Regions from separate parts of the Mus musculus genome. Here regions 1 and 3 are each linked to region 2. The links are chromatin loops, found by intact Hi-C in ENCODE. Cell type or tissue: heart. All regions are shown on one strand. Links, peaks and the distances in the headings refer to the core of each region. The heading gives the core; the rest is flanking DNA.

Region 1 (5,602 bases), core at 2,078-4,577, 190 kb after region 2:
TGAATGCAACAGGGGCTACGGATGGCATTGTAATTGTCACATGGGAACAGAGCTGCAGGAAAGAGGAGCGACTTGGGGTTTCTACCACACTACTTTGCAGCAAGTTTCTTGAACACCCTTCCATCTCTGATGGCACAGTGGGACATAACAGAAGGTTCCAGAGACTAGGAAACGGTGATCTGGATGATTTGGCAAAGGGAGAGTGACAGGGAGGAATGAGAGTTTCTTTCTCGTTGTCAAATTTCTCACTTACACACTTGCACACTCCATCCTCAGCTGTGCTGCTTGTGTTGCGGAGAGGCAAACCGAGTGGCATCGCCTTTCCCAGATCAGAGAGGAATTGGTTGTATGAAAGTTCTTCTTGTGGGATGATGGTAAAAGATGGCTATTATTTTAAGATATGCCAACCCTGATCATGAACGACTAAATGTTTCTTTCCTGTTCCTAGTGGATTCCAGTTGCGCTCCATTTCTTCAAAGTGCCGTCACATCTGTAAGTTTGTAAACGGCAAGTAAATTATGCAGGCGGGTGAAGCATAGCTCTCATCCCAGGACCGGGAAAGCAGAGGCAGGTAGATCTCTTGAGTTTCAGGTCGCTCGGCCAGCATGACATAGTGACACCCTGGCTCAAAATAAGGAGAACAGTTAAATCATCAACTGTTAATGAGGAAAGAGACTTTTAGATGTCATCTTTCTTATAATCTCAGGGGAGAAAACAGGGATCAAAGAGTTTAGTCCTGAGTCTTATGGTAGCTGGTGTGTGTGTGTGTGTGTGTGTGTGTGTGTGTGTGTGTGTGTGTGTGTTTTCCTCCTTCTAGGCCAGGGCTATTTTTAACTTAAGAAACAGCCTCACTTGAGTGTCTTAGGCTAGTCTCAAACTCATTGATCCTTCTGCCCCTCTCCCAAATTCTGGGTCTGAAGATGTGTACAAGTACAACTTTCATTCTCTCCTCCCCTCCCACTCTCCCTCCCCTCCCCTCCCCTCCTCTTTTTCTTTGCTCCTGGGGATCAAATCTTGGGCATCCTGCTTGCTAAGCAGACACTCCAGCTTCAAGCCCCTGACCAATATTTTTAAAAAACCAATTAATTCTCCATATAATATTTCAACTTCAGTTTCTCCTCCCTCCTCTCTTCCCAGTCTCTCACCCCTGCCACCCCCTCTCCCTCAGATCTCCTCTTTTTCTGTTTCCCTTCAGAAAAGAGCATGCCTCCCAGAGATCTCAACCAAACTTGGCAATAACAAGTTACAGTAAGCCGGGCATGGTGGCGCACGCCTTTAATCCCAGCACTCAGGAGGCAGAGGCAGGCGGATTTCTGAGTTCGAGGCCAGCCTGGTCTACAGAGTGAGTTCCAGGACAGCCAGGGTTACACAGAGAAACCCTGTCTTGAAAAACAAAAACAACAACAACAAACTTCCCAAAAAAACAAGTTTCAGGCTAGGCGGTCGTGGTGCACACCTTTAATCCCAGCACTTGGGAGGCAGAGGCAGGTGGATTTCTGAGTTCCCCCGCTCCCACCATTAGGAATCCCACAAGAACACCAAGCTATACAGCCACAACATAAATGCAGAAGACCTATTGACCATTATTCTTAATCTGTGTCAGAATTGAGAGGTCATAGCCTCTGTATTGTGGGGAGAGTGAGCCATTTTACATTCCTTTTGTGCTCCACTAATACATTGCTTTTTTTTTTTTTTTTGCTGGATGTTTTAGGCAATAGACTTGTCAGGAAAACAAACAAGCATGCAAAACAGTGGCTTTATTTTATTTTTAAACACCTTCTTGGATTTATTTAGCTTATGTGTGTGGTGTGAGGGTTCTTCTGGGACGTATATGCCTAATATCCGTGGAGGTCAGGCGATGATGTTGGAGTCCCTAGAACTGGAGTTCCAGATGGTGTGAAACCACCATGTGGCTGATGGGAACAACCAAAGTCTTACGAAAGAGCAAGTGCTCTTAATGTTGGGCCATACCTCCAGGCCCAACAGAGGTTTCTAGAAAGTACTTACTTATTTAGATAGAATGAATAAAGGCTGGCTGGAGGTTAGAACGGGTGCAATCAGTTTGTCACAGAGAGATGATGGATGAACAAGATGGCAGTGGTGATGGAGACACCTCTCTTGAAAACCTCCCTCATTTCTCTCTCTATCTCTGTCTCTGTCTCTCTCTGTGTCTCGTGTGTGTGTGTGTGTGTGTGTGTGTGTGTGTGTGTGAACTGTAGACCACACAGTACTAGTAAGGGTTCTACCCATCATTTGTCGCCTCACTTGTTCTTAGCAGGACGGAAGAGCGAAGCAGAGATCCTGTCAGGGAGGGAGTCTTTATGCTCCTTGTTAAGGAAATGGGAGAGGGAGAAAGAGCACACACATTTAGGATTTCTGCTGCTTTGCTTTGTTTCCTGAAAAATAATTGAAAGGCACAGTTAGGTTTTATTCTCCCATTTATCACACTATGACGTCTGTGAATCAAACCTGTTTTATTCAGAATTATGATCTTGTCTTTTGGGTTCAATATCTGATTTTGTAATTAATAATCATTGTTCTTATTTTCTAAATGGAAATTTTAATGTGTATTTTCCTCCTTTGGATATTGACTGTAATATAAATGTATTTCCTTGGGGACTCCATGAAAATAATTATTCTCCATAAAAAAGTTAGTTTTTAGTATATGAAAAACCAACAGCCACTCATTTTTTACACATATGTATCAACAGGAATCTGGCGATTGCTTTCATACTAGTCTAAAGTTTGAGTTTAAGTGTTATTCTCAGTCCTATTTGGAAGGAGAAAAATGTCCAGTTCTGACAAGAACGCTCTAACATAAAAATCAAGACATTTTTCAGAAGGTGGTTGTCTTTTAGTGGGTGAATGCTAATTTTCAATGAGTTCAGTACAAATTTAGGTAAAGCTGGAGTTCCCCATCCCAGAATTAGATTGTGTTTAAAATTGTCATTCGAATTCATAACTCCTTCAAAACTGTTACTACAAAAACAACTATTTCTTATTCATCCTAGAAACAAAAAACATTTCACTCAAACTATTCGCTTTAATACCCATGTTCCTAGTCGACCTGATTTAAAACTAATTTGCAATAAATGCATTTCTGCATGTCGCCCGGAGTTGGAACTGGGGCAGCAGTTTTGGAGGGGGTGATTTCACAAACCTTCTTCCTCCTAGGAGACACCTGGAGGGTTTGCGGGCTCCAGAGGTGGGTGAGGGGGGAGAGCCCCTCTGGCTGCAGTCAGGACCCCAAGAGTTAACGGGAGCAAGCCCCTACCAGCGGCTCCCCGCCCCACCGTCCCCACCCTCTCCTTTGGCTGGGGATTAAAGTGCTCCCCCCTGTGGCAGCAGTGACCCAGAAATGAGTCTGCGTCCCCGCGCTTCCTCCGCCGCCAGCCGCACGCCCTACCGGGAGGGCCTGGGCGCGCCGGGCCGGCCGAGCGCGCGGGCGACAGCAGGGGCCCGCCCGGCTCCCCGCGGGGCCTCGGTGGCCCGGACCCATGCGGCGCGGCGCGCAGCCCGCGGAGGCCCAGCCCGTGCGCAGCAGGTACGCGGGGGCGGAGGCGCGGGGGCGCGCGGGTCGGGGTGCGCGTCTCAGGCCGCGGCCGCGGCGGCTGCAGGACGAGCCGAGAGGCTCAGCCATATTTGATGGTTTTGTTGCTTCGCTCGGGAGTTCTCGGGAGTAATGTAATGCCGAAGGTCGCTGCCTAGTGGAAATAATATAGTACGTCATTAATATGGCGCCAAAAGATTGGGCTGTGGATCTGTAGCGCGGAGGGAGGAGGCGGCCGCCCGCGCCGCGGCACTATCCCACCAGCAACTTGGGCATCGCCGGGTGGGGGCCGGCAACGAGGCCGGGATGGCCGCGGAGCCCGAGAATTGATCGGTGTCGGATCAGTAAGTTCTATTCCGATTATTATTTTCGATCGGAGGAGGGCGAAGGTTTAGAGCTTTTCCTTTTAAATGTACGAAGAACATGAGGTTTTCAGGTGATTCATCCAGCGTTTTCAGCAGCAGAAACCCAGTTTAGTTTATACATTAAAAAAAAAAAGCCCAACTGCCTTAGGCTGCATGAAAGTGGAAAGCATAGTAGCAACTTGGTAGACAGATGGCAATGGTAGAGCGCAGGTTCGCGTACATATATGTTTCCAGAGTGTTTGACAGTGTGTGTTTTGGGGGGGAAGGAGGCTGTGAGGGTATGTTTTCCCAAACATAGGTGTGAGGGGGTACATCTGTGTGAAGTGGCCGCAGCCCTGGTTCCTGTCACCGCGTCACCACATGTCCAAAATATTCATTGCATCAATTCAAGGGCAGTGAGAAGGGGATGAAGGGACAGCTTGGCAATTAGATTTTTCTAGAATGGGTTTCCAATGATGAGACCTTTTACTTCCAGCGAGACTGCTTGTAAAGTGTAAAAGACTTAATCGGTGAAATTGAGGAGGACTTCATTGGTAGAGCAAAGTACCTATTAATCATGAACTTAAAAACGGATTGCAGATTGCAACCTTTGGCACCATCTGCAAATTGTGGGGGTGGGGTCTCTGTGTCTCCTGGCTCCCTTATGAGCACATGCACATGCGGTGTGCACCCCGGGACTGCAAGTTGCAAAACCTTCCCGTGCACGTGTCTGGTGCCTGTGAGTGTGTTTGCGAGTTGGGTGCTGTTGTTCGGTAGCCAGTAGGCTTTCTGGGTCGGCTCGGCGTAGGCTTGCAAATGCGGGAGAGGGATGGAATGTGGAATGTTGACCGGAGAACCGAATCCTTTCGGAACGGTCCCATTTGCTGGAGAAATTCGATACCTTCCACCTCCTACCCGCCCCCCCCACCCCCCTCCCGCCCGCCTTCGGGCAGGAGGCGGGGCTGAGGACGCCGCTGCTGCTCAAAGTGGCGGAGCGCGGCGGCGGGAGGCAGGTGCACAGCACCGCCGGTGGGGGTGCCTCAACTTCCGCGGGCGTTTAAATAGCAGCCGGGCTCCCCTCCCACCGGTAATAGGTGACCTGGCGCTCGCGGGCGGCGGGGGAAGGGACTGGGTACGCCGGGGCACGAGCCTACGCGGCACGTGGGCAGGTGCTGGTTGGCCCCAGGGCCAACTTTTGCAGCCCGCCCTCCCGCGCAGGCAAGAGGTGGCCGGCGCAGAGACGGGGCCGGGCGGCGGCCCCAAGGCGGTTCCTTGTCGCTGCCCGAGCGTCGCCTAACGGTCCCAGGCGCTTCGGGTCCGCGCGGGGGTGGCCCGGCCCCGTCCCCACGCCGGAGTCCCGCACAAAGCCCGCGGCGCGGGGTGGCCGCCGCCCGTCGCCGTCCCTGTTCCCGCGTCGCGGCGGCCGCAGGCGTTTGTTTGTTGCTTGCGCGCCGCCCTGCGCGCCGGATGGCTTCCTGTGACAGAGGTGATCCACAGTTTCCAGAACTGTCTGGGGGCGGGAGCGCGAGCCGAGCCCGCCGCGTTGCTCCACCGCCGCTCTGCTGCTCCCCGGGCCCGCGGGGAGGCCGGGGAGGGACGGCGTAGCCGTTTGCAGCGGCGCAAGTGGCGTGCGGACGCGAGGGAGCGTTTGATTTGCAACTGGGGCCGAGCGGATTGGTGCAGCTGGTGGCGGCGGGCGGGAGCGGCG
Region 2 (5,602 bases), core at 1,341-3,840:
TTAACCTCGGCTTCGCATGTGTGTTCCTACAATCCATTAATGACTTTCACGTATGTCGGCATAGGTTAACGGGTCAAGTATAGGACCAACTGTCCTATGGGTCAAGGGAGTTCTTTTCCCATTTGCTTTCTGTTAAAACCACATGTCCTCACCGTATGAAACTGTTCCATCCAACCAGAGGAACCTGTGAAATAATTTCATGGGCCGTGATACTTTGATGGTGATAATTCTTGGATGTCAAAAGGATAAGGACACAGTTTTCTGCTTCTAATTTTATTCATAGGAAATGACAGTATTGAGCTGTCCACGAAGTGCTCCTGTGGATAAATTCCAGTTTCTCTTTTGTAGAGGAGACTTTAGGGAAGCCTTAATCTGCTTTATATTTAACTCTTATCGCCATGCTATGAATTAAAAATAGAACGCTGGGCTGCAGTCTGGCCTCCCCAGACTCTGAGGGTTCAAATTACCCAGGGTGAGGATGGATGCCAAGCTGCACGGGGCCTCTGCGGTTCAGCGACTCTCGGGGACTTCCTAGACACCTGCTGCTCGGATTTTTCCATCCAAGTGCTGCCCATTAACCTGTCTCCCACAAGAAGTCCCTAGCCTACGATGCTTGAATGGCAGTTAGCACTTTCTCCATCATGAAACCCAACTCCCTAATCTCTGTAGAATGTGTAATATTCTTGGATTGTTTTATTATTTTTGTTACAGGCTCTCATGTGGCCCAGGCTAGCTGAGACTTGCTATATAGCCAAGGATGATGATAAATTTTGTATCTTCCTGACTTTATCTTCTGATGCTGTGATGTCAGGCCTGCACTACCATACCTGACTTATGTGGTGCTCGGGCTCATACGCTGCAGGCTAGCTAAGCTCTCTACCAACTGAACCATAGCCTCCTCTCTTCTCACTTCCTCTTCCTTCAACAACATGCCTTCTGTCTTTCCCTTAGGGATGTCTGGGACAGAGGAGAGGGTGAAGGTTCAGGCCTGGGGAGGAGCCACGCTTTAAGAGTCCTTCAGGCTGTGATCTTTCCACTTCCCTGTTGGTGTCATAGTGTTAAGAGGAAGGTGTTGACGGGATGACTAGGCCAGCAGAGCTCCTGAGGAAAACACACAGCCTTATCAGAGGGTTTCCTGCTGCCATTGGCTGGAAGTCTTGCCTTTGGTTGACCTTGCTTTGATTTAGGCTGAGGGCTCTCAACCTGCATGTGCACCCACAATCCCTATTGTTAGTACACAGTCCCATGGAATGTGAGAAATAAATCTGTGTATTTCGTGAATCATCCTGTTTCTGGTATTGTGCTATATAACAACAAATGGAGACAAGAACCACTACCCAACAGACAGTTATCCAGTCAATGTCAAGAAGAAAGCAAAGCAAAACGTGTGTGAACATGCAGTGCTCTATTTCTGGTCTCCAGGCTGGCCAGGTGAGCACATCTGAGGAAGGCTACGTGTCTTGTTCAAGTGCAAGGGCAAAGTGGAGTCCCTTTGTCAATAGTGTCCAGTCTTCCGGTCCTTCTTTGGCCCTTGTAGTGAGTTTCACCTCCAGACTCTTGACAGCCACGTCCTGTCCCCACTGCTAAGGAAGAGTCCTGTGACCTTTCCTTCTTGCCTCTGCTTTACAACCACAGGTCAGAGAACAAGACATTGGCCACTTACTCCTTGTGATGGTACTGAACAAGCAGAGAAGGCAGAATCCCCCCCACTATGGATTTCTCACTCCTGTGAACAAATGTCCACCCCCTTCCCAACTGCAAGAGGGTGAGTAGAAAAATAGAAAAATAGAAAAATAGGAGAGCATCAGATGATGTTGGATATCGTGAGAGTGTTACTTTATGAAACTTAGTTCCAGTTAAATGCACACATTATCTGTTTAATGTAGAGAGTCTGTGTTCCCAATGCCTGTGGGAGCTTCCACTTCTCAGCCCCTTTAGAGCTGGCAATGTGACTGACACCTGATTGCTGGAATCTGATTAATGGGACACATGTACATTCCAATATTGTACCTAAACCCTTCCACACAGGCTATTCTAGTGTGTGTGTGTGTGTGTGTGTGTGTGTGTGTATGTGAGTGCATGCACATGTAACTATATATATGATTCTGTGTGTGTGAAAGAAAAAGGAGAGAGAGAGAGAGACATTTGGGTATTTATATGTGGTTTACATTAATGATATATATTTACTATAGATTTTGGTATAAAAAAATAGAGAGTGGCTGCTCTAGACACTGTACCTCAAACATAGCCATGAATCAGCTGCAGCTAACCCACTCCAGATAGCCATTGCACACATAGACTACAGATCCTATCAAGATCTACTGCATTGGGAATCTGACGTGGGTGCTTAACGAACAGCACATTGCTGGGTGAGGACTAAAGTTGAAAACCACTTTAGGCCTGGCATCTATGAAAGGGTTTTCCTGGCAGCCTTGGGGCTGTTTAAACCATCAAGCTTCATACCTATTTTCTTTGGTCACTGTCCAAAGAGTGAGCCTTCCTAGTCCCAACTCAGTCCGTGCATTGTACAATCTTATCACAATAACACTCTGTGCAGATCCACCTAGTCCTTCTGAAGCCTCCACAGCGCCCCACCCCGAACAGCCTGTTGCATAATTAACTAAGTCCAAGTTCCCCCACTTTTCACATCGTTTCCACAGTCAAAAGAGAGCCACTCAGTAGATGTTCTCTTTGTGTTTGGAAAGTGGGTCAAGTCCCCTCCAATGTCTTCAGTGCTGTCCTGAGTCATAGGTTTCCCACCCTTTGGGACAAGCTTTATCAATTAGAATGCTTTTGGCAGTAAGTCACATAGTGTCCAACTGCCAGGACCTAACAAAGGGACATTTATTATTATAGTACATGGTAAATTGAAGGGCCGTGTGATAATTGACTAGTTCAACAGGTCTTTTTGCTCTGTTTCATCCAGGATGTCGGATTTAATCCTCAGGCTTGTTCCATCTTGGTTTCAAGACAGCTGTAGCAACTCCAGCCATTGCATCTTTCCCAGCTGGGTCAGATTTGATCATTTATAGATTCTGAAACAATTAGCACAGACTTGGTACTTAGAACAACAGGGACTTATTCTCCAAGAGGCTGAAGTCAGCGTCACTGAGGTGAAATAAAGGTGTTGATGGGGTTCTACACCCACTGAAGGTTCTGCAGAAAGGCTGGGTCCTTGTCTCCCAATGTTTGATGGTTCCAGCATCCTGGATCTGTAGCTGCATCTTTCTAATCACCATCTGTCTTTCCACTGAGGGTCTATGATCTTGTTTAGACCATGAGTTCTCCTCTTCGTTAGAGACACTAACTTGAGCTTGCTTTAGTGCCTACCTGGGCTCTGTAAGAGACTGTCCCAACTCAAGTCCTCAAATTTAATCATATCTGCACAGATCTCTTCCCAACCCCTAGGGCTGTTATTTACCCGAGTAAGATGCCATATACTAGTATGTGCACATCTTCTCATCTATAAGTGGGGCGGTGGGCTGTGAGAGGAATCCTGGTAAGGTGGAGCTAAGGCTTGAAGTCCGGGGGACCCTGAAGGGACGGTAGGAGCTTTGCCTGCTCCCAGAACCAGGCCCCTGTCAGGTAGCCACAGCTCCCTACAGCCCCCTATAGAGAGGTTTGTGGCCATCAGTCACATAGGGGCAGCACTCCAAGCCCTCCCACATGTAGATGAGGTATCCCCAACCTCTCAGACCAAGCCAATAGGAAGCACCTACTGTCATTCTCTGACCCAGCCCAAAACTGTATATAAGGATCCTATCCAGAAGAAATAAAGGTGTTCGAGAATTACTTTGTCATCTGAGAGCTTCTGCCATAAAAGCTGCAACACCACCACCAGGGAAGAGACCTGCTCTCCTGAAAGAGCCACCAGAAGCTCCCACCACCACCACCACCACCACCACCCCACTACCCAGCACCCACCCCCCACCATCACCCTCCTCTCGTTATCCCTCCACCTCCCCTACCCCCCACATCCCTCATTGGCTAGTCAGTCTCCCACTGGCTCATCCCCCAGCTGACTCTGCCCAGAGCAACAGGTGCAGCATCTAGGAGCAACAGAAGCAGGGCTCGGTGGAGGTGATTTCCCCCTCCCTGCTCGCATTCTCTCCCCTTCACCTGAACCCTCGCACCTGGCCCAGCCAGATATCTCCTTGGAAAGCCTCCAGTACACAGGACCACGTCTATAATGTTCTTCTATTCTTCCTGCTTGTTTATTTCTTTGAGACAGAATCTCAAGCAACCAAGGATGACCTTGAATTTCAATCCTTTTGCCCCACCCCAACCCTTAGATACTGGAATTGCATTTCGTACCATGTCCAGCTTGCTTCATGCACACCAAGCACAGCTCCCATCATTTATAAATTCTTATCAAGGAGAAAAATCTTTTTTTTTTTTTTTTTTGGTTTTTCGAGACAGGGTTTCTCTGTATAGCCCTGGCTGTCCTGGAACTCACTTTGTAGACCAGGCTGGCCTCGAACTCAGAAATCCGCCTGCCTCTGCCTCCTGAGTGCTGGGATTAAAGGCGTGCGCCACCACGCCTGGCTGAGAAAAATCTTTACTGGATGCCTTCATCATGTTGACCCCAGAGTGATTAGCGGCACGGGGCTCATGAGCATAGAATATGGCCTCTTAGGAGAGGAAGGCTGGACCTGCAAGAAAACTGGCCGGAGGGTAAAAGCAAACTGTAGTGGCATTGAGACAGTGTCGCTCTGCCCCACCATGGTATTTTCTCAACTTTTCTCCACAGCCACAGAGGACTGCAGCAGCTGTATTAGATCCTCTGTGTGACCTAGCTAATCGGCAACCATTGAGCTCTTTGACCTTGTCATTACCCAGTGACCTCACAAACTTCCCCTGCCGTCCATTCCAGCCTCACTCTAGGCCTGGACATCACTTTACCTGAATAGCCATCAGGATGCCCACTGCCCTGACAAGCTCTCTACCTTCTCAGCTTGCTCTTAGTGCTCATACTTGCATCCCTTCCTCTGCCACCCATCAGCCTGACCCTTGGGGATTCTGTTGAAGTCATCTGGTCACCAAGTCTTGGATGAGCATCCCTGTAACAACCTCCTTGCTCAGACTCCCCTTCGCTCTCAGTGGGGAACTTCACACTCCCAGTTAATAGGAAAGCCTGGCAGACACCCCTCCTGCCCCTCATCCATGTCCTGAGATGCTGAACCATCCATCCATCCATCCTTTCAATGAGGGGGGACTTTATCTACTTCCATCTCTGGTGGAAGCCAGCTTCCTGTGCCTAGGCTCTGAAGATGCCGCATTCTGTTGTCCTTCCCCAGCTCCTGACTGCTTCCCTGGTGGAACAGACAGATGGTTTGGTGTGGAAGAAGATACTGCAGTCCCCATCACCCGTAAAAAATTCCCGTCTGGTTTACGTGGTTCTTTAAGCTTTCCTTATTTCCCTCTGTCTCACTTTCCTGTGCTTTATTTTGGTTTCTGTGCATTCTTTGTCCTTGTTTAGAATCTAAGAGTAGGAAAGACCCCTTAGTTCCTACACCAACAGCCTCATGCATTCGACTTTACTATTTGATTTTTTTTTCCTAAATGAAAATATTCAGAATACAAGAGTATTTGTTTCATTGCT
Region 3 (5,602 bases), core at 2,078-4,577, 74 kb before region 2:
TTAAGAATTTGGCTTTATGGGTTGACTTTGAATCATAGCAGTGTTTAATTTTGATTGAGTTTCTTTTCCATCTTTGTGAGGGTCTTTCCATTCGATGTGTGTCAGGGTTTGTTTGGCCCCTTCAGTTTGTGGGAAACCCATACATCAAGAATGGCTTGGATCTTTTGTTTATCTTTAAGGGGATGTTCTAGTTTGCTATCTGTTCCCGTGGTGAACTATGACAAAGAGTGACTTTTGAAGGAAAGAGTTTGTTTCATCTTAAACTTCCAGGTCACTATCCATCACTAAGAGAAGTTAGGACAGGAACTCAAGGTAGGATCTTGAAGAAAAAACCACAGAGGAACACTGTTTGCTGACTTCCTCCCAGGCTCTACCTTTCATATCTAACTCAAGCCCATTTGCCTAGGTATGGTAACTTCCATTGTGGGCTGGACCCTTCTACATCAATTAGCAATCAAGTAAATTACACAGACAAGCCAACAGGCTAGTGATGGAGGCAATTCTTCATCTGAGATCCATCAAGTGGACAACCAAGATGATCTGTCACTGCCCTTCTACTCCTGTGAAGGGACCTGTAGGCACTCTGTTTCAGTGTCTAGGGCTGCTCATGTTTAGGGGACCTCTCTGTGAGGTGAACACTCCGAATGTGCCAGCTGCTTTAAGCACATAAATTCTCCACTTGATCCGGGGTGGGATTTTCTCAGTTGCTTCTTGACAGTTTCCAAGGATTGAGGGGTTTTTGTTTTCAGTTATTTCCTGAGCTTACATTTCCTGGCTTTATTGAATCAAAAGAACTTCATGGGAAAACAGCCTGCCTGAAATATTCATTCACAACAGTGCTACATGCCTGGGCTCAGCAGCAGCTGCCCGGGACCATGGCTGTGAGAACATAATTAAAATTTTAAGTTGTTTGTGAAATGCTCTTTTCTGTACGGCTCAATTTCACAGGCATGGTGGGACGAAGACGGTGCTTAAGTGTAACTCCGCCTTGATGCCCTGTTGTTAGTACAGCATTGAAAACATACTCTGCTCTGTTGACTAACTCAAATACACGGGCCTGGTGGATTTTGAGAGCTGTTGAAACCATTACGATTGTTCTGCAAATAGATCTCCAGAATACTGAATGCAAAGATTCTCAAAATTCCCTGTGTGTGAGCCAACCAGCATGTTAGTTAAAAATGCAGATGTGTAGCCACTGCCAGTGAACATTTAGCTGTCACCGAGACACTGCTTATATCAACAGGGGGACATTCTGCTTGTGGGTTTGGTATACAAATACATTTCCATTAGGCATTAGGAAGAGAAGTCTCTGCATCTTAATACATACATTCAGCATTTGTAATACAACACTGCCTAAAGCTGTCCTCAAGTGATTGTATTACCACACAGTTTCATGTCACCAGTAGAGAGACTCTGTTTTCAGGTTTAGTGGCAACTACCCTTGCTCATGGAATCATCCTGGTAGCCCATGGGAGGTCCATTTTCTTCTTTTAAAATGTTATTTTTATGTCTATGGGTGATTTGCATGCTTGTGTGTCTGTGTACCACAGGTGTCAAATCCCCATGTGGGCTCTGGGAATCGAACCGTGGTCAGTGCTTGTTGCTCCCCTCCCCATCAACAGCTCTTTATTTCAAGACCTTTTAGTCCAACATAATATTAGTATCAATTATTAGGGAGTTTCACGCAGTGCACCAGTTACATTCACTTTGCAGTCTTCCCAGGCCCACCCTCACCCACCTCTGTGACCTCCTCCAAAGAAAAGGAAAGAGAAGAGAGGAGAGGAGAGGAGAGGAGAGGAGAGGAGAGGAGAGGAGAGGAGAGGAGAGGAGAGGAGAGGAGAGAAGAGAAGAGAAGAGAAGAGAAGAGAAGAGAAGAGAAGAGAAGAGAAGAGAAGATGGAAGGGAAGGGAAGGGAAGGGAAGGGAAGGGAAGGGAAGGGAAGGGAAGGGAAGGGAAGGGAAGGGAAGGGAAGGGAAGGGAAGAGAAGAGAAGAGAAGAGAAGAGAAGAGAAGAGAAGAGAAGAGAAGAGAAGAGAAGAGAAGAGAAGAGAAGAGAAGATGGAAGGGAAGGGAAGAGAAATGAAGAGAAGAGAAGAGAAGAGAAGAGAAGAGAAGAGAAGAGAAGAGAAGAGAAGAGAAGAGAAGGGAAGAGAAGAGGGAAGGGAAGGGAAGGGAAGGGAAGGGAAGGGAAGGGAAGGGAAGGGAAGGGAAGGGAAGGGAAGGGAAGAGAAGAGAAGAGAAGAGAAGAGAAAAGAAAAGAAAAGAAAAGAAAGGAAAGGAAAGGAAAGGAAAGGAAAGGAAAGGAAAGGAAAGGAAAGGAAAGGAAAGGAAAGGAAAGGAAATTTATGTTGCCCATATGCTCACTAGAGCATGGTCAAAATTCCCAGTGGCCAGCCCCTTAAAGAAAACTGAGTCCTTCCCTACCACAATGGCTTCCTGATTGCTTGCTCTCTCTCTCTCTCTCTCTCTCTCTCTCTCTCTCTCTCTCTCTCTCAGCACTCAGGAGGCAGAGTCAGGCAGATCTCTGTCAGCTAAGTTCGAGGTTACTCTCCTCTACATAACAAGTTGCAGGCCAGCCAGGGCTAGACAGTGAGATGCTGTCTCTAACATGGAAAGGGGTGTATTTTAAAAATTATTATAAGTAATAGATCCTCAGGACCTTACCTTGAGAAATTGTGCTTGTTTTCTTTCTTTCTTTCTTTCTTTCTTTCTTCCTTCCTTCCTTCCTTCCTTTCTTTCTTTCTTTCTTTCTTCCTTTCTTTCTTTCTTTCCTTCTTTGAATGGGACTTGGGACTTATGTATTTGACAAGCATTCCATGGCTGGGGTACCATGACCTTGAGTCACTCTATGAGAAATAAAGATATATTTTTATCTTTTTACATTGATTTATTCTTGTATATATGTATGCATGTATATGTGTGTAGCTGTGTACCATGGCACAAGGGTGGCAGTCAGAGGACAATATGCAGACATTGGTTCTCTCCTTCCACCCTGTGGGTTCTGGAGAGTGTACCCAGCTCCTAAGGCTTGGTAGAAAGTACCTGGACTTCTCGTAACCCCATGTTGAGATTGTTTTTAATTTTATGAACGTTATTATAAAATATCAAGCAAATAAAGACATTACATCAAAATTAACAAGATACAAAGTCTGTGTGGTTCATAGAACTTCCGTACAGTTGGGATAGACATTTAGAACAGTAGCCCTGAAGGTCGTTTTAACTTTTATACTTTCAGTATCAGATGTATTTTATGCATATTACACCACCCAAAACAAACCAAAACATGACAAAAGGCTTATCTCTCTCTTCTCTCTCTCTCTCCCTCCACAACCCCCCTGCCCCCACATTTGCCAACTCTTCTAAACAATTTGCTCAATTGCTTTGCCACTGTGACATTTTGATCCCTTTGAATTTGGTTTCTGAGCCCCTAACCTTTCATCTTCTCAGAGTAACTCAGTATTGGATGCAGCCACAGCCCACACTTGCTGTGGAAAGGACAGCCAAGTGGAAACTAGACCATTCAGTGGCGAGGAAAAAACCCTCCGACTGAGTGTTGCAGCCTAGAACCTTCTCTGGGAACAGGACTTATCATTTCTGGCAAAAGCCTGGTTCATTTATTCAGACACGGGTGATGGAATGTGTTTGTCACTTGGCAGAGTCTCTGTAAAAACTAGGTTAAGGGCCAAATCAAGACTGGGGAGGCTGCAGACAGTGTGAGGAGCTGTCAGCCCTTGCTGACTAAAAGCCGCCTCCTTGCCTCCGCGGTCTGGTCCCAGCCAACTTTCTTTTCATTGCAAAAGGGAAGAGCTGGGTTCCCCTTAATAACGACGCAGGCAAATTTTAAGAGGAATAAAGAGCACTGGGGTGTGGGGGATATCACATTGTGCTTGTTTAAAGCTTGCTGAGAACACTCTCAAATGTCAAGAGGGAAAAGTGTCCTTAGCTAGTTAAAAAAACAAAACCAAAAACTCCATCACTTGGAAGGAGAAGAATTCTCTTGGAGACAGAGAGGTGGATAGTATTGCCTGCAAGTGACATGAAGCTACAGTCTACCATGGCGGCTGCACCGATGGGTTAAAGAGCTATAGAGAGCAAGGTTGTTTCCTCTGGGCCGGCTAAAGGCTCCCCGAGTTGTACTCCTTCATAATCCTTTGGCTCTTGTCTTTGCCTATAAACCATCAATGACTTACGGTAGAGGCTAAGTCACTAGGCTGAGTTTTTATTCTATGGGTCCGAAATGTCTGCAGAATGGCACATGGTCTCCTTCACCTATTCGCTCACTCTCTCGTTTACTCAGCAACCATCTGCAGCATGAATTCTATGTGCCAGGAGTTGTAACTGCCCTTGAGGCTCCCTCCTTGGCTTTTGAGAAGCTCCCAGTCTGGTGTGGATGGTCAGCTCCTACAGCCAGTGCCACACTGCATCTCAGAGCCGTGGGAGTCTGTGGCAGAGCACAGCTGCTGGGGGTCACTTCCTTGACTGGACACTTTTTTTGAGCTTAATGGAGGGACAGTGGGAGTTAGCTAGGTCGGGAGGGGAGTAGGAGTTTGGGGTCAGGAGTCTGGAATAGCATAGCCTATGCAGGTAGCAGAGGAGGAGGAACAGCGTAAGCCATGGCAGAAAGCAGAGTCGGATGCTGCTGCGGGGTGTGGCAGGGCTTGGACTCTGAGTAAGTTTAAGGTTCTCATCCCATGAGTCTCAAATTACCAGGCTGTGAACAAATAATGTGTTACTAATAATAAACTATTAAGTTCCTAATGGTTTCCCTCCTAGGGAAAAAAAATCCACATTAGAGCAGCTTGAAGGTCACCCCTGTAATGTGGTGGCTCTCCCCCACTGGCATTCCATATGCTTTCTTGAGAAAAAGGGGAAGAACTAGGGCTAGAAGCCAGGGCTTGAGGCTGCTCTCCGCTCCCCTTCTCTAAGCAGCAGGCTAAGGCTATGGAGTTTACAAACTACCACTGCGCCTTTCTGCACCCAGAAGCTGACACTCCCTTGAATCTGGGCACACACGGGGATCAACAGTGCGCTTACCAGAGTGTGCGTCTCTCGTGTTGTTGGCCATGAAAGACCTGCAGCTGTGCTGACAAGCAACAGCACGGAAGCCAATGCTGTGAGCCACTGAGCAGTGTTCAAACATAAGGAAATCTTAGAACTTGCCATGTAGACCCGACCAACTTCATACTTGTGGACATCCCCCATCTCATTCTCCTACGTGCTGAGACTGCAGCTATCAGCTACCATACCTAGTGTTGTTCTATTTCAAGTGAGTTACATGCTTGCTGTAGTTTGTTGTGTAATACATCATATAGCATAATATAGTGTGTACATTTTAAAGCATACTTATCCCACGTAGTGGCACACACCTGCAGTTCCAGCGCTTGGCAAGTAGAAACAGGAGGGCCAGGCGTTCAAGGTCATTCTCAACTACAAACTAAGTTCAAGCATGAGTGTCTGTCTCAGAGACAAGCACACAGGCAAAGCCCCAAACAGAATAAATAAATGAATAAATAAGTAAGTAAATAAATAAGTAAATAAATAAATAAATAAAAGCCTACTTCAAAAAAGAAAGTTTAAACAGGAAAAATTGATATTAAAACATT

Evidence for each region. Peaks named below come from ENCODE experiments on the same cell type or tissue, not always from the same donor. Only the 100,000 strongest peaks of a DNase experiment are listed, where the experiment ranks them.
Region 1: it touches region 2 in a loop (2.3-fold over the local background); 12 of 42 quality-filtered maps call a loop at or near these places.
Region 3: a loop joins it to region 2, with 2.1 times the contacts of the local background. A loop is called at or near these places in 4 of 42 quality-filtered maps.

What each region holds. Positions count from the first base shown.
Region 1 is chr3:41,560,023-41,565,624 of GRCm38, forward strand. All of the region lies in intron 1 of Jade1 (jade family PHD finger 1), which reads left to right. Among named protein-coding and RNA genes, the nearest start is that of Jade1, 7.1 kb to the left of the region's middle. In heart, for the core only: a CTCF peak has its summit at 3,330 (motif pointing left); DNase peaks (open chromatin) are centred at 3,389 and 4,189; H3K4me3 peaks cover 1,599 bases; H3K27ac peaks cover 1,554 bases.
Region 2 is chr3:41,365,982-41,371,583 of GRCm38, forward strand. It overlaps 1700052H01Rik (a long non-coding RNA gene), which reads left to right. Exons shown (of 3, transcript XR_867184.1): 2 at 1,636-1,765; 3 at 2,927-3,658. Among named protein-coding and RNA genes, the nearest start is that of 1700052H01Rik, 13 kb to the left of the region's middle. In heart, for the core only: no CTCF peak of the experiment used is centred there; a DNase peak (open chromatin) is centred at 2,620; H3K27ac peaks cover 401 bases.
Region 3 is chr3:41,291,721-41,297,322 of GRCm38, forward strand. No RefSeq gene overlaps it. Among named protein-coding and RNA genes, the nearest start is that of 1700052H01Rik, 61 kb to the right of the region's middle. In heart, for the core only: no CTCF peak of the experiment used is centred there; a DNase peak (open chromatin) is centred at 3,641.